Linked DNA regions of Homo sapiens: region 1 is linked to region 2. The links are chromatin loops, found by intact Hi-C in ENCODE. Cell type or tissue: Calu3. All regions are shown on one strand. Each heading gives the region's core, and the rest is flanking DNA. Links, peaks and the distances in the headings are about the cores only.

Evidence for each region. Hi-C counts contacts between places; a loop is a spot of excess contacts. Peaks named below come from ENCODE experiments on the same cell type or tissue, not always from the same donor. Only the 100,000 strongest peaks of a DNase experiment are listed, where the experiment ranks them.
Region 1: it touches region 2 in a loop (6-fold over the local background); 10 of 110 quality-filtered maps call a loop at or near these places.

What each region holds. Positions count from the first base shown.
Region 1 is chr1:248,241,151-248,246,546 of GRCh38, forward strand. OR2M4 (olfactory receptor family 2 subfamily M member 4) reads left to right here. Exons shown (of 2, transcript NM_017504.2): 2 at 1-3,529. Among named protein-coding and RNA genes, the nearest start is that of OR2M4, 12 kb to the left of the region's middle. In Calu3, for the core only: a CTCF peak has its summit at 2,177 (motif pointing right); a DNase peak (open chromatin) is centred at 2,201.
Region 2 is chr1:248,684,512-248,689,907 of GRCh38, forward strand. OR14I1 (olfactory receptor family 14 subfamily I member 1) reads right to left here. Exons shown (of 5, transcript NM_001004734.4): 4 at 941-1,055. Among named protein-coding and RNA genes, the nearest start is that of OR14I1, 16 kb to the right of the region's middle. RefSeq lists enhancers at 2,277-2,476, 4,095-4,144. In Calu3, for the core only: no CTCF peak of the experiment used is centred there; a DNase peak (open chromatin) is centred at 2,520.

The sequences.
Region 1 (5,396 bases), core at 264-5,263, 440 kb before region 2:
CTGGGGCAACTGAGGTTGTGCTGGCATCACCCTTGCCTAACCTCAGGCTGCACAGCTCATGGCTCCAAAAGAGTTCTTCCACTTGAGGAGAAGAAAGAGTGGAGAGGACTTTGTCTCACATCTTGGATACCAGTTTAGCCACAGCAAGAAAATGCACTCGTCAAAGCTGTGAGGCCCTTATTCCAGGACCTCCATCCCAGATGACATTTCTATATACACCCTGGGCAAGAAGGGACTAACACTGTTGCTTAATATTTTGCTTCGTAAGCACCAATGGATTGATTCAACTGAAATTTTTGTACTCACCACAGTAATATTCATAATTATTATTTAGATTGACATGCTTATTTTTAAGTATAGTATAATCAAATGTTTTCTAATTTAAAAATGTGCTAGCAAATTTTAAAAATTAAAACAAAGGCTAATTTTATCCTTAAAAAAAATAATTTCTGGGCCGGATGCAGTGGCTCGCTCATGCCTGTAATCCCAGCACTTTGGGAGGCCGAGGCGGGCAGATTATCTGAGGTTGGGAGTTCAAGGCCAGCCTGACCAACATGGAGAAATTTCATCTCGACTAAAAAAATACAAAATCAGCCGGGCGTGGTGGCCCATGCCTGTAATCCCAGCTACTCGTGGGGCTGAGGCAGGAGAATCGCTTGAACTTGGGAAGTGGAGGTTGCTGTGAGCCGAGATCATGCCATTGCACTCCAGCCTGGGCAACAAAAGCAAAACTCCATCTCAGTAAATAAATAAATAAATAATTTCTGTTAAATATAAAAAGTAGTTTTTATCATAGCAAATGTCGCCCTAGCTATGTCAAGTCAAAAATTTAGATTTATTGGGATTTTAAAAGAAGATAATACTATGTCCCTATGTGTTTCATTCCACTTTATGATACACACTGGAAATGTTTATGCTCAGTTTTTGGAAGCAGAATATATGTGTCGTGGGTACAGTTGCTCAATTTATTCAATTTATACTTGTATATGCTGATTCTTCACCAATGAATTCAATTTTATTAATTCAATTAATTAAATTTTATAATACAAAACAGTGAATTTAATGACATATCTTTGCCAGTCAGTGTTCACTGGTTGAGCCAGAAAGAGTTTTACAAAGTTTTTTTTTGAGACGGAGTCTTGCTCTGTCACCAGGCTGGAGTGCAATGGTGGGATCTTGGCTCACTGCAGCCTCCACCTCCTGGGTCCAAGTGATTCTCCTGCCTCAGCCTCCCGAGTAGCCAGGACTACAGGCGCATGCTACCACAACTGGCTAATTTTTGTATTTTTAGTAGAGACGGGATTTCACCATGTTGGCCAGGATGGTCTCAATCTCTTGACCTCGTGATCCGCCCGCCTTGGCCTCCCAAAGTGCCTGGATTACATGCGTCAGCCACAGCACCCAGCCCCGAGTTTTACAAAGATTTACTGTACTTTCACTCCCACTCCGGATCTTCTTTAATCAAAATATATAGCAAGCATTTCAATAGTCATGATAACAAATAGAAGTGTGATTTACATTTTGTCAGCAACATCACACCTTATGTGAAACAGGTAAATTTAGAACAACCAGAAAAGAAAGACTTATCTGTGATCTACTAAGAGAAGTATGAAAATTGAGCTTGAAATGGAAACATTTTATGATATGAATCGATAATGATTTTGTACATTTGATTTTACACATAATATGCAGAAAAAAGTAATTTTAATATGCAATTATGTAAACTGCAAAATCTACAAGAAACATTTGAAAACAATTTTGATATTGATGAATTTAAAGTTACTTTTTAATTTATATGTTAAATTTTTGAATTTGATGTTAATAATACCGACTTGAAAGAAGTTATATTGCTTACTCAATTTAGTGATGAAAAATGTTTTGAGTATGTTTGGGACATTGCGTATATGTGAATCTAATTTTTCAACTGTAAATTTTATTAAATTTAAATGCAGACCAAGTATTTTTGAAAAAAAATTAGTGTCTGAATTATGAGCTGAAAATGTAAAATAAACGCTTGATTTTAAAAAGTTTATACATAAAATGTAAAATATATCGTTATTAATTTTTAAGGTTGCTTGCCTGTTGAAACAATATTTTGGACGTATTAGTTTTAACTTAATTTTTGGTGTTGAAGTTTGGGCTGTAATCCAGTAGATGGCGCCTAAGAGTAATGCCCGTAGAGAGGCTCTTGATCGGCCACTTGGCTCTTTCGTGTTTCCTGGCATTCGCAGGCACGCTGTCCGGTGGGGGTTGAGAGAGATGCCTCCTTACCAGGACGACTCCTGAGCCTTGGAGGAGGCCCCTCCAATTACTAGCACTTCGCCTGCATTTCTTTTATTAGATGTTTCGGGCTACAGCCCTCCCTCAGGCAGAGGCCACAGCAGAGAGAGCTACCTTTCAGCATGTACAGAAATTAACTCGAGATGGATTAAAGACTTAAACGTAAGAAAATCCTAGAAGAAAACTTAGGAAATGCCGTTCTTGATACCAGGCTTGGCAAATAATTTTTGGCTAATTTCCCAAAAACATTTGCAACAAAAATTGACAAGCTAGACCTAATTAAAGAGCTTCTTCACAGCAACAGAAATTATCAGCAGAGTAAACAGACAATCTACAGAATGGGAGAAGATATTAGCAAAATGTGCATCCAACAAAGGTCTAACATCCAGATTCTATACGGAACTTAAGTCAACAAGCAAAACCCCATTAAATAATCCCATTAAAAAGTGGGCAAAGCACATGACCATGCATTTCTCAAAAGAAGGCATATGAGCAGCCAACAAACATGAAAAAATGGTCATCATAGTTAGTTATGAGAGAAATGCAAATCAAAACCTAAATGAGAGACCATCTCACACCAGTCCCGTCAAAATGACCATTAATAAAGTCAAATAATAACAAATACTAGTGAAGCTGTGGAGAAAAGGAACACATATACACTGTTGGTGGGAATGTAAATTATAGTTGAGCCACTGTGGAAAGCAGTTTGGAGATTTCTCGAAGAACTTAAAACAGGGCTGCTACTTGACCCAGGAATGCTATTACTGGGGATACATCCAAAAGAAAATAAATTGTTCTACCCCAAAGACAAATTATTCATTCATTGCAGTGTTATTCCCAATAGCAAGGAATCAACCTACATGCCCATCAATGGTGGATTGGATAAAGAAAATGTAGCACATAAACACCACAGAGTGCTACATAGCCATAAAAAAGAACAAAATCATGTCCTTTGTAGCAACATGGATGCAACTGGAGGCCATTATCCTAAGTGAATTAATGCAGTAACAAAAAACCAAATACTGCATGTTCTCACTTATACATAGGAGCTAAACTTTGGGTACTCAAGGATGTAAAGATGGAAACAATAGACACTGTGGACTACCAAATGGGGAAGGAAGGGAGGGGAGTGTGGGTTGCAAAACTACCTATGGGATACTATGCTCACAACCTGGGTGATGGGATCTATACCCTAAACCTCAGCGTGATGAAATATACACATGTAACAAACACGCACATGTACCCACTGTGTCTAAAATAAAAGATGAAATCATTTAAAAAATAATTTAACATTTCATCTTAACTTTTAAAACTGTGGTCACTAGTATATTTTTAAATTACCTAGGTGGCATATTATATTTCTTTTGAAGTATGTTTATCTAGATGACTAAGATATGGTGATTTCCATTGTATTTCTGTTAATTTACTACTTTAACCTCTTCAAAACCCACACAATTCCTGAAACTCCAGTAAGTAGAAGTTCCTATGTTAGACTCAGTATCTTTTCTAGAGCAAATTAAGATGGTCTTATGCACCTACTATTGATTTGGTAAATGAGCTCTTTTCTATCACTCTGAGGAAAGAATATCAAGAACAACTCACATTCATAAGGATCAGACATCTTCTATTTATAATACCTCGGTCTATGCCTATCCTCCTGTCCTCTGTCATGATGTAAGTGAAAGAAATACAAGCTACCTGGACATGCTGCATAAAAAAAAATGTACTACATTTAGAGGACAATATGCTAATTGGACTGAGCTGTAAGAAATAGCTAGCACACTGGAGACATTGTAATACATTTGTTATCCAAAGGTGCAAGATATACCTTACCAATATCAGCGGTCTTCCACAAAAATAAAGGTTGTAGGAAGTTACATGCCACTTAAAGTCTCATGGGATATCCAAAGCAAAGGAAAGATTACTGCATCTTGCCCTCTCACCAAAAGATAGATACATGATAGATAGATAGATAGATAAATAGATAGATAGATGGATAGATAGATAGATAACAGATAGACAATACTTGGTATACCTTTTTGGGTTTTGACGGCAGCATATACCACACCTGGATTATTATTTAGATCTATATAGTGGGTTACGCAAAAAGATACTGACTTTGAGTAACTCCAATAACAGAAAGAGGATTCACTGCAATCCAGGATGCAGTGCAAGCAACTCTGAAACTTGGACCATGCAAGTGTTAGAATCTATAGTATTAGAGCTATTATTATTGGGAAATTACATTGTGTGGCATTTATTGTATGTTTCCATGGGATAATTCAAATGAAATCAGTAAAATTCTGGAGTAAAGTCATGCTATCCACATTAAATATTTTAGACCTTTTTATTTTTAATTTTTACTTTCTGTGAGTACATAGTAGGTGTATATATTTATGGGGTACATGAGATATTTTGATACATGCATGCAATGCATAATAATCATATCAGATAATTGAGGTATCCATCATCCCAGGCATTTGTCCTTTATGTTACAAAATATCCAGTTATACTTTTAGTTATTTTTAAATGCACAATTATCATTGGCTATAGTCACTCCGTTGTGCTATCAAACACTAAGGCATTCATGCTTTCTAATTATATTTTGTACCCATTAAACATCCCCACTTATTCTTCCTAATCCCCACCCCCACTACCCTTCTCAGCCTGTGATAACCATCCTTCTACTCTCTATCTCCATGAGCCCAGTTGTTTTAATTTTTAACTCCCACCAATAAGGGAGAACATTTGAAGTCTATCTCTCTGTGTCTGGCTTATTTCATTTAATATAATAACCTCCAGTTCCATCCATGTTGTTGCAAATGACAGGATCTCATTATTTTTTACGGCTGAATAGTACTTCATTGTGTATATGTACCACATTTTCTTTATCCATTCATCTGTTGATAGACACAGTTTGCTTGCAAATCTTAGTTATTGCGAATACTGCTCCAATAAACATGGAGTGCAGATATCTCTTCAATATACTGATTACCTTTCTTTTGGATGTATGCCTAGCAGTAGAATTGCTGAATCATGTGGTAACTCTGTTTTTAGTTTTTTGAGGAACCTCCAAACTGTCCTTTATGGTGGTTGTACTAATTCACATTCCCACT
Region 2 (5,396 bases), core at 262-5,261:
ATGTTTGCTCCATGACGTTTAAACCCCTAATTACCATCACTAGGAAAATGGATAACATACCCTACTTTATCCCAGAATGGAACACTCTCTAGAAGTTAAACTGAATGGGATACTCTACATCAATATTGAACATTTCAACATAGTTTTGAAAAAACCCCACAAACTATTACACAAAATATGTTCCCAGTCATATGCATTTAAACATTCAAATTGTGCAGTGCATTATTTATAAATACACACACATACATATATATATATATATATATACACACACACACAGATAAGCTTGTATAAAACAGTTACTGGAATGAATACAAATGCCAATAAATGGGGTAGCGGAGGGAAAAAATAAGTTGAAAACATTGAACAGTAATTATATCTGTAATATTTTAACAGTTAAGATCATTAAAGCAAACAAAAATATGAATAAATGATAAGCCTAAGTGCTCGTTCTTAAAAATCATTTGTTATACTCTTTCTAGATTTTGGATATTTCATATTTTTAATATTATTTATACATTAATGTCAAAGAAGCAACTGAAATACTTTTGTGTGTTATAAATTGCTTTTATATTTTATATATTTAAATTGCTTGTAAAATTCAGTGAAAAAAGCTCTCTTTTTTCCACTGTTTTCTTTGACATTATAGATTAAATAAAATACCTCACATATTAAAGTAATAATCTCAAAAAATATGATTAAACATTAATAAAAAAGTAATGGGGACTCAGGTGATTACATTCTGCATATTTTGACATCCATTATAATACTATTTAACAATGCAGAGTAACTTTTAAAACTGGGTTTTTGTTCTGACTTTTTAATAGAACTCAATGAAACAAGTAATAAAATGGTTGTTAATTGGTTTGTATTTAAAATATCTCAACCAAACAACCAAGAATTGCAGCTGTCCCATAAAACAAGGCAAAAGGTTACCCACCCTTCCAGCAGAATCAGCAGTGTACAGGAGTATACTATCTCCCGGGTTAGCTTGCTATCGGTAGATGTAAAATTCTACAAAACTGCCACGTGGCCAATTCCTTGTAATGTATTATCTAGAGAATGAGAAAATAATAATGCTCTTTCCTTGATTCTAACACTCACATTTCTGCACTGCTAAAGGAAAAGCATCATATAATTTATATATAGTTGTGTATATATAGTGCATATATAGTTCGTGTATATATATACATATAAATATACATGTATAGTATATATATACATATATATGTATAGTTGTGTATATGTATACATACATATATATGTATATATAGTTGTGTATATATTTGTGTACATATAGTGTGTATATATAGTTACTGTTTATTGAAAAGTTATTAAATTAATATTTTCCTTGAAAATTGTCTACAATTTGAAATTGAGGACATACAAAACAAATCTATAGGGATGCAAACATATTATCATTATGATATATAAGCATATATACAATACACCTATTCAAAATATTAGGCAAATTGATGTGCATTTATTAACAAAAACTTAGTAGTTAACACATTGGTTAAAAAGACACAATACATTTTCATATACATATGTGCATCATTGATAGATATAAGTTGAAAATTTTGAATATATTATTTTTAACCGTAAAGCATATTGAATTAAATATGTATAAAGATTTCCTGCTTCCAAGTCTGTCTATTTTAAATTCACACATGTGGTATGATGAGTAATAAGATTAAAAGAGACCTGAATTCTTGTCATGTTCTGACACAGCTGTTTTAAGTTGGGGAACCTACAAATACATTTTAATTTCAATTTACTGAAATGTAAAACTACACTCAACAAGATGGCCTCTGCTGCCCCACCTCTGAGAGCATTTGTATCTAATCTATATGAAGCCTTTTTACTTCAGTGTAGTTTTCTCTGAGTGGCCTGATGCTGAAGAGCTGCCCTTTATCCCACTTATATCAAGCAAAAGAGCAACACTGAGGAACAAAACCAATACACACTGCACCATGAGCTGCTTCCACTCTAGTCTCAAACTAAAAATAGATCTCTCCAAAACTGATTAAAATGATAAAAATTCAAGCAAACTGAATGCACTATTTTGTTTGCTTGTTTCATTGGAAAAAAATATGAAACATAATTACTAAGAGAACAATTAAATCACTTTAAGCAAACATGTCTTGATTTTTTTCTCATAAAAAATTTGAAATGATTGCTTACATAAATCTCATGTAGACAAATTCAATTTCCTTATTGGGTAAATATCTGAGAAATACAAGACCAGCAATACCTTGATTAAATAACATGTAGCTTCTCAATATGTATTCACTGTCTGGACCAATGATGATAAAGAAACAGTTCTGAAGTTTTCCTCTGTGTCTCACCAGAAGAAGTGACCCAATTTAACATGCAAACTCAGTGATAGAGAAAACCTGATGTATAATATATCAAGGAGACAATCTTCTCTGTTAGTTTCCCATAGAGACTGGGCCGCCACAGTCTGGAGGAGATTGGCTTCCAGAAGGAAGCCTGGGGGACGCTGGTCTCAGGAGGATGCTGCCTCCTCTGGGTTAAATTGTAAATTACCTGCTGAAACAGAAAGCAGAATATGGAGTAGGTGCCAACTGAACTCAGAGTCCGTGAGGAAGTGATGAGCATGAGATATAGAGATTTTCATTAAGAGAGTGAGGAGAGTAAACAGTGAAAAAAGTAAAGGATTTATATTTTCACATTTCATAAAATAATCTTCGATAAAGTACAAAACCCAGACATTTAAGTACTCAGAAAATAATAAATTGTTTTACTTCATCACTATGCCTAGTCAGTATGCCACATGAGAGCAGTTAAGTGCGTATACTCAGTTTACTTTGCAGTTACAGCAGCCTGTTTCTGTATTGCACATAGACTCTCAGAAAATTATTGGCTTAATGGAGACAATCATCATGCTTCTCATCTTCCTCCAAATCTATTTGTTCCACAACCAGTCACAGACCAAGAGGATGGGTAGATCTCACTAAATACGATCATTTGAAAATTAGAAGTGAATAGAAAAATCTGGCAGAAATTTAGGAGATATATATTTTATCATTTCATTTTTCAAATGAGGAAAGTGAGTCTTAATATAAAAACTTAAGACAAATTAAACTTAGCAGACTTTATTTGATCAAAGAATGATTCATTATCAGATCGCACTACAGATCAGAAGAAATTCAGAGAGCTCTGCCCAGCAGTGTGAACAAGCTTTTATGGGCCAGACATAGGAGCAAAGTAGAAAAATCACCTGCTTGCCTACAGCTAGACATCCGTCTTGTTTGAACATGGTGTTATTTAATTTTGGCAATACTATAAGGCAGTAGAAAAATATTGCACATATGTACATACATCCAGATATAGATAGACATGTAACAGAAACATTACAAATTTTTAGCCATGTGCCAGGTACAATAATACAAATCTCACTAATTTATTAAAGAATATCTGGATCTAAATTGTTTTTGGCTAATGCCACTTAAATGGCTAAAGCTTCTTACTAATATTTGTGAAAAAGATCATTAATGTTTTTTTATTTGCTCAGTTTCCAAATATCTATTTTTCTTACTTCTACTTCTGATGAGTTATCTACCCTAAACTTGCATTTTAAATAGATACCTATTAAACTCTAGAGAAGACTGTGTAGAAAATTTATATCTCAAAAGCACAGAGCTTGGACTTCCAGCTTAAATGCTTTAATTTGCCCAAACCAAGAAAGAAAGATGTAAAGACCCAGTTAGGGCAAGACAGCTAGGAAAAGCACTTTAAAGGCAAGGCTTCTGTAGATTTAAGCCAACGCTTTCTTCCTTATCAGAGTTTCCAGTGTTCTCTGTCCAGAGAGGTAGACCTTCTTACAAATGGAGATTCCCTTTAGGGATGTAAATTTCTCTTACAAAGAGTCCTCAAAATAAGCAGGTGAAAATAGTTTTTCTGCCAAAAAGTTGTATTTTGGAGATTTATTCTGCTAAATCAGTGGTTTTCCAACCCACCTTCTGTCTTTTAACTAAAATACTAAGTGGGTGGAACCCACTGAAGACTAGAACAAATATTTTGTGTGCCTGACTCACCATGGTTACTTCTAATCTTGCTCTATAATCACAGACTGGTACAACTTTTCTCTCCTGTTTTGTTTTCAAGATTGCAAGACTGAATAATATTTCCCCCCACCCACCAGAAAGAGTTTGGGGCATAGCAAAGATCATGACAACAAGAAAGAATTGGCAGAGTATGTGTTTAGCGGGAAGTTTCATAAGAGGTGTTTCAGTTGACTGCAGGGTTCCCATGGGAGAAGCAGGATTAAAGAGAGAAAACAGAAAAGACTCATTCTTACAAATGTTTTTCTAAATATGATTCAACTGTCAGTCAGATAGCTTCAGGTATGGGGACTTCCACATTTGATTTGAAACTTCCATTTTTTTTCTCTGGGGGATTGGTTGATTATTGCCCAGGGAGTGTAGCCCTTGGGGGCTTTCTCTAGTAGGTAGACAGGCCAGGTCCATCAGATGACTGGTATAGAAATGAAAAATTTCTTATGCAAAGGCCTGACTATTTAAAATACAGGTAAACTTCTTGGGACACGCGGTCCTTTACTTTTGAGGCAACTCCTCTGGGGTTCAAAATAGCTACAAGGAGGTCTTCTCAGTCCCCATAGCTGGCGTATTATAAAGGCATGCACCTCTTTGTCCTTTGTAAAAAGTCTCCCCACTGTGGCCTTTGTAACTTAAAATTACCTTTGGTCAGGTTCACTCATTTTTCTAGAAAAACACATGTTCTGGGTCCATGGTTCTTATACATAAAATATGCTGCAGTCCCACATGGAAGAGTTCTAGAGCCCTTGGATTCAAAAAACACATGATATGCTGTCTTCCAGGAACCTTACCTACCAGAGGCCTCCTACTGGACCCAGTCTGGTTTCTTTACCAGATCCATTCCAATTCTGAACCCAGTCCAGTCAACAAATTGCTCAAACAAAGTTAGAGCTCAAAACATAAATTTGCAGAGTTTGAATCCAAGAGGAAATTTACCCATAATCTTCAGTTGCAGCGTGAGAGCAATGGGCCCTAGTGGGTATCTACACTTGGGCATTCCTTGTTCCGGGGGGCCACTGGGTATCCTTCAAATCTTACTTCTAACACCAAATAGTTAAAAGAAAAACTTTACCAATGAGACAGAAAATTAACAGGCCTATTCAGGACTTGAACTCAGCTCTGGACCAAGCAAACCTAATAGACGTCTACAGAACTCTCTACCTCAAATCAACAGAATATACATTCTTCTCAGCACCACATAGCACTTATTCTAAAGTTGACCACATAATTGGAACTAAAACATTCCTCAGCAAAGGCAAAACAATGGAAATCATAACAAACAGTCTTTCAGACCACAGTGCACCAAATTAGAAC